Linked DNA regions of Mus musculus: regions 1, 2 and 3 are each linked to region 4. A link is a loop called in an ENCODE intact Hi-C map of the cell type or tissue named here. Cell type or tissue: left cerebral cortex. All regions are shown on one strand.

What was found. Hi-C counts contacts between places; a loop is a spot of excess contacts. Peaks named below come from ENCODE experiments on the same cell type or tissue, not always from the same donor. Only the 100,000 strongest peaks of a DNase experiment are listed, where the experiment ranks them.
Region 1: it touches region 4 in a loop (3-fold over the local background); 2 of 42 quality-filtered maps call a loop at or near these places.
Region 2: a loop joins it to region 4, with 2.6 times the contacts of the local background. A loop is called at or near these places in 5 of 42 quality-filtered maps.
Region 3: it touches region 4 in a loop (2.9-fold over the local background); 5 of 42 quality-filtered maps call a loop at or near these places.

Annotation. Positions count from the first base shown.
Region 1 is chr1:158,327,355-158,329,854 of GRCm38, forward strand. All of the region lies in intron 1 of Brinp2 (bone morphogenic protein/retinoic acid inducible neural-specific 2), which reads right to left. Among named protein-coding and RNA genes, the nearest start is that of Brinp2, 28 kb to the right of the region's middle. In left cerebral cortex, no CTCF peak of the experiment used is centred here; a DNase peak (open chromatin) is centred at 1,046; H3K27ac peaks cover 1,678 bases.
Region 2 is chr1:157,731,763-157,734,262 of GRCm38, forward strand. No RefSeq gene overlaps it. Among named protein-coding and RNA genes, the nearest start is that of Gm51655, 14 kb to the right of the region's middle. In left cerebral cortex, no CTCF peak of the experiment used is centred here; a DNase peak (open chromatin) is centred at 1,381.
Region 3 is chr1:158,360,904-158,363,403 of GRCm38, forward strand. It overlaps Astn1 (astrotactin 1), which reads left to right and starts at 1,401. Exons shown (of 23, transcript NM_007495.4): 1 at 1,401-1,962. The coding sequence starts at 1,680. In left cerebral cortex, no CTCF peak of the experiment used is centred here; DNase peaks (open chromatin) are centred at 1,400, 1,700, 1,816 and 2,022; H3K4me3 peaks cover 1,481 bases; H3K27ac peaks cover 1,443 bases.
Region 4 is chr1:158,508,489-158,510,988 of GRCm38, forward strand. Astn1 (astrotactin 1) reads left to right here. Exons shown (of 23, transcript NM_007495.4): 6 at 1,358-1,507; 7 at 2,467-2,500. The region is part of intron 1 of Gm37679 (a long non-coding RNA gene); the gene reads right to left. Among named protein-coding and RNA genes, the nearest start is that of Mir488, 4.1 kb to the left of the region's middle. In left cerebral cortex, a CTCF peak has its summit at 1,110; DNase peaks (open chromatin) are centred at 880 and 2,190; H3K27ac peaks cover 1,880 bases.

The DNA of each region.
Region 1 (2,500 bases), 180 kb before region 4:
GATTGATGCCACTTTAAAACCTATTTGAAAGAAATATGGTCTTTCATTATAAATCTTTCATTCTTTAATGTAAGGTTAAAAGCATGATCTGTATTATGGAAAATGCAAGAAGAATGACATATTTAATTTCTATAACACAGCAAGTAAATTTGATGTTTATAAATAGGTCTGATCACTGAGCACACGCAGCTTAAAATGAGAGGCTGAACTTTTTCGAAGGTTTGGTGTGTCCAGCGTATGTGTCTTGAGTGCACACAGGAGGTAAAAGCCTCTGGAATCATATGTGCACATCATCTCTTGTTTCTTCAAGACGCTAGTTTTGATAGGACCTTCTAGCACTGAGACTTGGGGATATATAAAGTCATGCTTTGTGAGTGAGAAGCCACTGGAAGCAGCAATGCTTTCCGGAGCAGGACACTGTTTTCTGGGTCCCGATCAATGAACACTCCCAGAGCCTTAGAACATGTAAAGGTGTTGAAGGAGTTCTCTTGGCTGAGGAGGGGGGACAGTGAGCTTCAGTGCATGTGTTTAAGAAGCCATACTAAGAACAATTAGCATTTATGGGCCAGACAACCATGTGAAGGGCAGAATTATTTTACTTAACTTTTATTCTAGCTCTCATGGAAGATAAAATGATTATCTATGCTCTCCACATGAGGTGCTTTGGAGCTATTGAGATGACTCAGCCATGGTTACAGACCCAGTGGGGTTTAGGTCTGAAACCTGGCAATTTGACCTTAGAGTCTATTCCTGTTAACTGTAACTTACCATCTTCTTTGTGCCTGGATCCAAGGGGGCATTCTGAGACCCCGAAGTTTGCTTCCTATTCTGTGAAACGGAGGTCCACGAGGGGAAAGGAATTAACAGAAGAGTCCACTCTGCCTATAGCTCCTCAAAGGAGGTTCCTCATGCTTTCCTTTACCAACTGCCACCAAGGGGAGAAAGGAGAGGAGTGAGCTAGAGCCTGCCAACCTTGGCAGATGGTATGTAGGCTGTTTTGGAGATGGGAAAAGGGAGATTTTTGCTGGCTGACAAAGAACAAGGGAGAGAGATGGGAGAGAACTGTGGCACAAGCAGAAAGAGCTGCACTCGAAATATATGTGGAAGAGAAAAAGAATGAGGGACAGAGACTGTTCTAGGCGACAGATGGGTAAATAGACTTGAAAAGACATTTTCTAAATGTCACATCACTTCAGTCTGGTGAGGAAAAGTGCGTGAGGAGAGACACAACCAGAAAGGAGAGGAACAGATCTTGTTCATGGAGGTTTTTTTGCAGCTTGTCTATAGAACGCCTTGATGGCTGTTTCATGGATGAATTAAGGACCCATACCCCGTTTCCGAAGGGACCCTACACTGTTCATGCCAATTTGAGGTAGCCTCGTAAAACACCCAGGGGATGGGGACACTCTGAGGAAGCTTCAGCTTCACCAAGCCCTATCCATTATTGTCAACTGAGTTCCAAGAAAGGGGATAATAAGGCATGATGGGATTTCTGTTCAGTTGGATCTTATCTGTTACAACACCTGTTGCCAAGCTCTAAGGACCATTCCAAATCTCATCCGAGAGCACAGTGGTGATGTGATTAGTGTCCTACATAGTATTCTCTTTTCTTTTCCCCTCGCAAGCCTAGCTTAAATTATTTATGCACATGACTTAATGTTAAGATGGTTTATTCATGAGTTTGCCTTAGGAGACAGGAGATAGACAACCTGCTTTTGTGAGGGTCTCTCTGGAGGGTGACAGCTGCACAATGTGTTACTCCATCAGACTCTTTCAGGACCAAACATCTCAATGTAGAGAGGCCCCTGTTTAAAATAATGATCAATGTTCCCCTGGATCCCAAGTGGAGAAGCATTTATCTTGAAGTGCCTGCTGGAGGTAAGAGATCAGAAGATTCCTTCACATCAGATAGGCAGGTCTGCGTGCAGGAGGACCGATTAGTATCTCTGATTGTGTGGAGCTGTGACTAGCCTGAAGGCATTTGCCATCCTAGAGATAATTTGCCACTGTTGACCATGCTTCTTCTCAGAGAAGAGGGTGTCAGTCATATGCATCTTTCTGTCACCTCCCAATGAAAGTGTAGGCACATGGGCTTAGCCAGAGGAAAGATTTTTCTGGAATCAATGCTAGGACACTAGTTACTGACAGAAAGTGACCTGAAGGGTCTTGTTGATAAACAGGTCTCACATTTCAGTTGACTGACTAACAGAAAACTTTTGGTTCTATCATTTAAGAAAAAAAAAATCCATTTTTTACTTCTGCTTAACTTCTTGCCTAATAATCTTCCATGATTTCTTTGGATTTGAAGTTAAGTCTAGCTATAACTATGGTTTCCTTTACAGACACAGAAACTTCAACTGCTATAGGACCCTGATATAGCTGTCTCTTGTGAGGCTATGCTGGGGCCTGGCAAACACAGAAGTGGATGCTCACAGTCAGCTATTGGATGGATCACAGGGCCCCTAATGGAGGAGCTAGAGAAAGTACCCAAGGAGCTAAA
Region 2 (2,500 bases), 780 kb before region 4:
CCATTGCCATTTTTTTTCCTCCCTATGGACTTTGTGCCTTTTCATCCTTATTAACACTGACCAGAAAGGAAGTGTAATTGGAATGGAAATTTAGACCACACATTTCCCCCCTCCTTTTTAGCAGCTCTAAAATAAAATAAAAAATAAAAAAAAACGACAGTGACTTTTAGCTACAATGGGATTTTTTGATGATAGCCATGGATTTAAATGAGCCAACTTGCCCCTCCTGCTGCTACCATAGATACATTTGTCAATTATCTGAGCTTCCGAGGCCTGTGGTCACTGAGACCCCTGCCCTCCCAGCCAGTCACTTGGCTTGTGACTCTCCCCACTTGCTCCCCATGACTGATCCTGCCCCAAAGGCTCTTCATTTACCATTAGAGGCAGAGAGGGAACCGGGTTTGTGAAAAATGGTGGCCCTGGGCTGACCTGGACTGGAAAAACACAAAGCTCAAAATCAAAACACATGAGCTGCTTCCCTTCATTTGTGCTATCTTATTAGATGGTTCTCTAGCTGAGCTCCACGTTCCTTGGAGAGCTCAAGGTTGCCTCTGCCTGGACTCCTTGGGGTTTCTGCTTGTTATCGTCACACCACGTTCAGCCAGGACTGGACTAGTGTTGGCAGAGGTGGCCTTGCTGCCAGGCTGCTGTTAACCTTGTCAAGTGGGCCTCCTTCCGGCTTTTGATCTTGAGGGTGCCAGCGGAATACAGTTCTCAGATCGCTGTGTTCCTTTGTCCCACTTAACTTAAGCCCTCTGCCCAGTTGATCACAGACCCGGGACACGTTCTTTCATCGGTTGTCACCCCGAGGCTTTCTCCTGTGACCTGACTTCCAGTGACCCAGTGTAGTCTGAATTTTGATGGTGCATGCGATAGCCACTTGGGAACTGGGAGTGGCAGCTCTACTGAAAGGCATCAATTTTCTTATCTGTATAAGCACAGGACACTTCTAAATGGTATCTATGGTCCCTTTGTCCACTAATCTTTATTCTATAAATTCTACAAATATTTGTCTTGGGAAGTTCCTCTATAGTTTTATGGAACCAAAATGGCAGAAAACTAGGTAACTTGTGTATATGCTAGTGACTGAGTTCACTCCTTTTTTTTTTTTTTGACAAAGTCTTAGCCTAGGTTGTCTCAGATTTGTATTTAGCCCAGGCTGACCTTGAAGTACTTCCTCTAATTCTCAAGTTGTGAGATGACATGTGTGCACCCCCAGGCTGGACTAAGATTTCAAAACTTAGATTCCATCCTCTCTCCTCATGGGACCTTTGGAAACCCTCCACCAACATTTGCTTGAGACTGGAGTCCCTAGGAATATTTAAGCTATATTGTGTGAAGAACTGGCATGTTGTAGGTGGGAACTCTCCAAGAAGCCCAAAGCCTACCCACTTGTATTTTAAGATTTCTCTGATGTAACCCAAAGCAGCTTGTTTAGCTTCAGGAGTCCAGGGCAATGTTCTCTGAGAATTTATGGTTGCGTTTTTCATACTGTGTCCTTAGAATTACCAATCTTCATTCTTTTGTAGTTAAAAAAAAAAAGAAAGTTCAGTGGCATGCTTGAAAGGTTTTGCTAATTTTGAAATGATGTTTCCCTAAATAAGAGCACACCGGGAAAATGTCTCTCAAGGAAGAGATGTGCTGGACCAGCCCTGGATGCTCTCTGCCTGAGCCCTTGCTCTGCCTTCATCAGATCATAAACAAAAAGGCAGGACTCTCTGTTCCTGCTGCCCAGAGTAGTACCTGGAATCACCAGGGGCCGAGATAATCAATGTATCAATGTATCAATGTATGGGATAGTAAGTGAATCAATGTAATCAATGCATCAATGTATGGGATAGTAAGTGAAATCATAAAAGTGAACAGGTAGGTGTCTGGGGTACCTTGCTTAACTTCTCCATATTTTACTTCATTGACTCAGAAACTGTGGGATTTTAGTCGATGGGTGAGATAGAAGTGTCTATTTTTCTTTATAAAGGAACAGCTAGTATGAGAGAACACCCCTTAGGCTATGCTGTGAGGAGGAGTGAGGCATGAGGCCAGTGGACCTACTCGATAGTATTTGTCATTCCCAAGGATGGGGGGGGGGGTGGAGATTCTGGGTTTACCCATTTCTGGAGCCAAGAGTGACCAAGGAAACCTGACACAGTGGGGCCACTTCAAGTTTGCTTCTACATGACTCCTCCACCCTGAGCAGGTAAAATCCATCTTGCTGAAAGGACCGAGTCTTCACTTCTTTGGAACCCCTCTGCAAAGAGTTTCTTGAGACTGGAGTCAGTGGCTCTGTAGTCACGAGGACTATTTAAGAAGCTCCTGTGAACACAGTGGGCCTCGGTGTGGATGATGTCACCTTCAGGGTCTGATTGGCAACCCCACCCCCACCCCATCAGATCCTGCCCCTCTCCTTCCACTCCAAAGGTATCCAAGTCTGTTTGCTTTTTCCTTTCTCCCACTCCCGCTGAGACTGGGGACTGGATAGCATTTTAACAATCTGAGAACG
Region 3 (2,500 bases), 150 kb before region 4:
CGTTTGTCAATAGGTCACGTCAGGTAGGTCAGAACAGCAACTGTTTCAAAGCTGGGGTCCTATTTGAGAAGGTGGTGATTTCCATGTCTGCATAGGGACTGAACCCATCTTCCTGCTGGTATTTAAACACTGAACAGCCATGTTGGAAGAGGATACTTTAGAATTAAGTCATTGCTTATCATGTTGAAGTTCAGCCAAATATCAGATCCCAGCATTCCCCAAATGTTGCTTTTCTTATATGGTCTATGGCATCCAGCACATAAGGACAACAGCAGCAGCACTAGCTGAAGCAGAACTTCTATAAACTTTGGGTGGTGGTAGTGTTGTTCCTAAGAATACTTAGTAAGTAAAGGGGCTAAGTATGCTGTTTCTTTCTTGACAGAGTTTGAATTGACCTTCAACACAACCAGCAATGTTCTTTTATTACTTCCCCATGGACTTTGGCTAATGAGAAACTTGAGTTTTCACATATACTTTCTACTCTGTTCTGTTTACTGAATTTTCTAGAATTAAATGCTTATGGTTTCTTTGAGCTAAGTCTGCTTTCCCTGTCAATCATAGCACTCCCATCATCTTTTTATTGCTTATTGTACATAGCATTTGTGACAGAGATAAAATGAGGCATAAGTTGTAAGTGAAAGTTCTACATTGCTTAACAGTATGAGTTACATCGACTTCCTTCTTTTGTTGTTCATCATTTTTTCATTGCTGTATTTATATCAATATTGCAAATATTATCTTTAATCATTCTGCAGAATCCATATTGGTTCAAAATATATACGTGTGCATTTATCTCAACACCTTAATCCAACAGACAAATCCAATCCAACTAAGAAGTTGATTTTTTTAAAGAGAATGAAGAGGAGGAGGGGGAGGAGAAGAAGAAGGAGGAATAGGAGGGGGGGAAGGACTTGGAGGAGGAGGAGGAGGAGGAGGAAGGGGAAGAAGAAGAAGAAGAAGAAGAAGAAGAAGAAGAAGAAGAAGAAGAAGAAGAAGAAGAAGAAGAAGAAGAAGAAGAAGAAGAAAAACAACAACAACAAGAACGAGAAGAAAAAGAACAAGAACAAGAAGAACAAGAAGAATAAGCCACACCCACAAACCCCCAAAACACTGGGCACTCTTTTTAAAATGTAAAATAACACCCCCAACCCCCTACACCTGCTTTTGAAGATGAGCCCTTTAAGGTGTGTGCCAGTGCATGCCTTTTCCCAAGCCATTTGGATGCTGCTGCGACAGGAGAGATTTTTGCATTACAAAGACGCAATTTTAAAAATGCAGAGCAGGTAGTTAATAACCAAGAGCCCTGGGGATGGAGAGGAGGAGAGAGGCAGGAGCATCATCAACCAGCTGGGGGCTGACCTGATTCCCTAGAATCCCCAGCTCTCTTCCTCTTTCCTCCCAACATCCTTCCTTTCCTTTTTCTCTCCCCCCCAACCCCCCTTTCCTTTCCCCAGATAAGCAGCTCCGGGAAACAAAGAGCTGGGCTCTCCAGACCTCAGCGCTGGAACCTAAGGCTCTCTGAGTAGCATCTCATTTCGGGGACCAGGGCTCTCGAGCTCCGTGTCCCCTCCCCAACTCCCCCCCCCCCCCCCCGCCTCCCTTGCTTGCTCGCTGCTCCCTCCCTGCTGGCTGCCTCCCCCACCATCGCAGCGCTGGGAGGAAGGCGGCCAGGGCTCAAGATGGCTTTAGCCGGGCTCTGCGCCCTGTTCGCCTGCTGCTGGGGGCCGGCTGCGGTGCTGGCCACAGCTGCCGGCGACGTGGATCCATCCAAGGAGCTGGAGTGCAAGCTCAAGAGCATCACTGTGTCGGCACTGCCCTTCCTGCGCGAGAACGACCTGAGCATCATGCACAGTCCCTCGGCCTCCGAACCCAAGCTTCTCTTCTCCGTGCGCAATGACTTCCCGGGAGAAATGGTCGTGGTGGACGACCTAGAGAACACGGAGCTACCCTATTTCGTGCTGGGTGAGTCCCGGGAAAGGTGGAAGAGGCCAGAGGAGGCGCTGGACAGGCGGTCCCCCACCCCCTTGGCCCGTTCCACACATCCACTTGCTGTTGCCACTTCCCCTCCCCCACACTACCTCCCTGGATCCGCCCCACTCGTGGACCTTTCTTCACACCCACTTGCAGGCCAGCACTTGGGCCTCAGTGCACCTGATGTCTCCCCAAATCCAGTCTGGAGACCTGAACCTTCCTTCTTAGTTGCCTTGCCCCAAAGGAACAGGTTGCTAGTGTCTCTGAAACCTTCCTCAGTCTTGAGCTGCGAGTTTTCACTCAGGAACACATCTGAACAGAGTCAGTTTCCATCTGAACTCTCATAGGCCTCTCTCCTTGCTTGCATGCCACATGCTTAGTAGTTCTTTGCTTCACATCCTTGGGCACCCAAACTCACCCACAGCCATCCCCAAGGCTTTAGGAACAGTTCTGTGGTCATCCTGCCAGCGTGGACATACTTCACTACTAGGACTGCTCCCCACTCCTTAGGGCTCAAATACCCTTCCTT
Region 4 (2,500 bases):
AAAAAATAATAAAGCCTCTTGGGAAAGTATCACGGCCTGTAGGTATGCCTTTGTAACCCCCTGTAGTACGGGTCTCAGGGCCATTCAGCTGGAAAATTCTAGGGAATGGTCCTAACCAAAGTCCATCTCTTGGTCAGTATTTAATATTTAATGAAGCTTGCTTCAAAATGGTGGAACTAGGTTTTCTCTGGTGAAGCTCAGGCTGTCAAGATACTAGTGTGAATAGTAGCTCTCTAACTTGCAAGAGCCAGAGGCTACCGGCAACCTCTGCATCTCTTCCTTCTCCCAAGTCTCTCCATAGCCCCTTGGGAAACCCTGCAAACAGATGGGTGGGTGGTACTGGGCCCCAAACTCATTTCAGTGTTTCCTGAGTTCAGCAGCTTCCAAAGCTCTAACCTTTATAGCTGTTGGGCTCTGGCCATTCTCTGCAGCGTCTCAGGACAGCTTCTTGGTGCTGCCTTGATTGTTATTCAATGATGTGAACGATCAATGTAGAACTCTGAGCACAGGTCCCTGATGCATAATGACCACTTTGTAAGTGTGAGCTGTCACAATTAAGACCATCTCTTTGAGACTTAATTTTCTCTTCTGCGATGTAGATAGTCACTGGGCAGGCTTTTAGGCATATTATGAGGAGACAAATATTTAAAATGAAACAACAGTGCAGTGTCCTCCATAATGGGACTTATATCGCCATCCATAATAAATATTAGCATAAGTAAGAAACTTCCAGGAGAACTCTACGTTTTGTTGTCTTGCTTTCTCACCCTCCCACATGCATCTTGCCTCCAGCGAAAGTTCCCTCTGCCTACCACCACTTCATCCAAAAGCAGCAGAAAATTAAGCCTTCTAGATGAGCAAACCAAGCCTTTGCTTTACCATCATTCTTTCCAGTGGTGTCTGGGCTGAGAGGAAGATTCTGGTGTGACAGCATCATTTTCTCATCCATAGAACAAGGGCAAGCTCCTCCTGGGGGAGGAGGCCCCCCAGAAGCCCAAGTTTACACTGTGGCAGCATGTCCTTAGGTTTAAACAATTTTGCATCCAAGTTTTGAACTCAGCTAGGGAGGCAGAGGGAGAAGTGCCCCCCTTGTGGCCTCTTGTAAACCTGACCCAGTCAAATTGGGGAGAGTCTGCACTCAGCTGACCACTAGGGACTGTGAGGGCCATCAGATGGCCAAGTTCCTTCCTACTTCAACTGGTCACATGGTGTCCCTAATGAGGCTTCCTTCCTAAGGTCACATAGCAGAGACATGTTTTGACCTCTGTGGGTTCTGTTTGCTGGCAGAAGGCCGAGTCATCTGGCCAGTGCCTGGATTTTTACCACTGTATCTTGTGTGCTTTTGTCTTGCTTTCAGTGGGCTCTCCCCGAAGTCCTGTGAATAAGACCACCTTGACCCTGATCAGTGTCACCAGCTGCGTGATTGGCCTCGTGTGCTCTTCTCATGTCAGCTGCCCTCTTGTTGTCAAGATCACCCTACACGTCCCTGAGCACTTGATCGCTGATGGTGAGCTCAGTCTGCCAAGGATGGAACCACTCCGTCAGTAGTTGGTGGTTTTCAAGCTGGGCAAAAGATGGAGAAACCAAGGGTCACTATGGTGGGGAGGAGGGACATGCCCGAAAATGTAAGATAGAGGTTATGGCTAGATTGTACACAGATGTTTGCAGAAATTGAGCAAATGAAAAACGTGACAGGTCATCTCCAATACTCGATGCACATCGTCTGTAAGTAATCTTCTATTTGTAGAGAAATGCAAAGCACAGTGGCTATAGATGTGTAGACATCATGGTCTTTTTACCATTTGGGGGAAGAAAAGCTAACAGGACAGTAGAGGTGTTTAAGGATCGGCCATGCTTTGATTTGTTTGGTCCAGGTGATAGACAGTTAACTGCATTCACTTGTTATAAGTCTACACCTCAAAAGTAATAATTTACCTTTATGCAAGCGGACCCAAAATGATAAGTGACTCCCATAGGTTCTGAGAGTCCCTGAATCATTCAGTCCTACAGCGTCTAATTGACTTGTTAGTATCTATTCTCTTTGTTGCTGCAAGGCTGGAAACAGGTGGGGAGTGAGTGTTCATAGTGCTATTTCATAGGAGGTGAAGACAGGTGGCGCATCCTTGTTACGTGGATCAGTGCCAATGCCTTGTGGCTAGGTCTGATGGAGCCATGCCATGGCCACCACAGAGCCACTCTGTCCCTCTCTCCCTTAGGAACACTCCTGCAATATGATATGAGGCATGGCAGTAGGCAATGATATGGCTGGAAGGGTTAACGTCCTGGCTTCACAGCAATCAATATGACTGCAGGACCTCCATCTGCCATTCCCTTGTGCTGGTACTAATGGTAGGCTAGGATTGGTGGAAGTAATGATACTGAATTAGGATGTGCCCTGCCTCTGGTGACTTGTGCCCCTGTATTGTGTGTGCCTCTGCAGCCATGCTTCTTCTCTGTCACCCGTAGGGAGCCGCTTCATCCTGCTGGAGGGGAGCCAGCT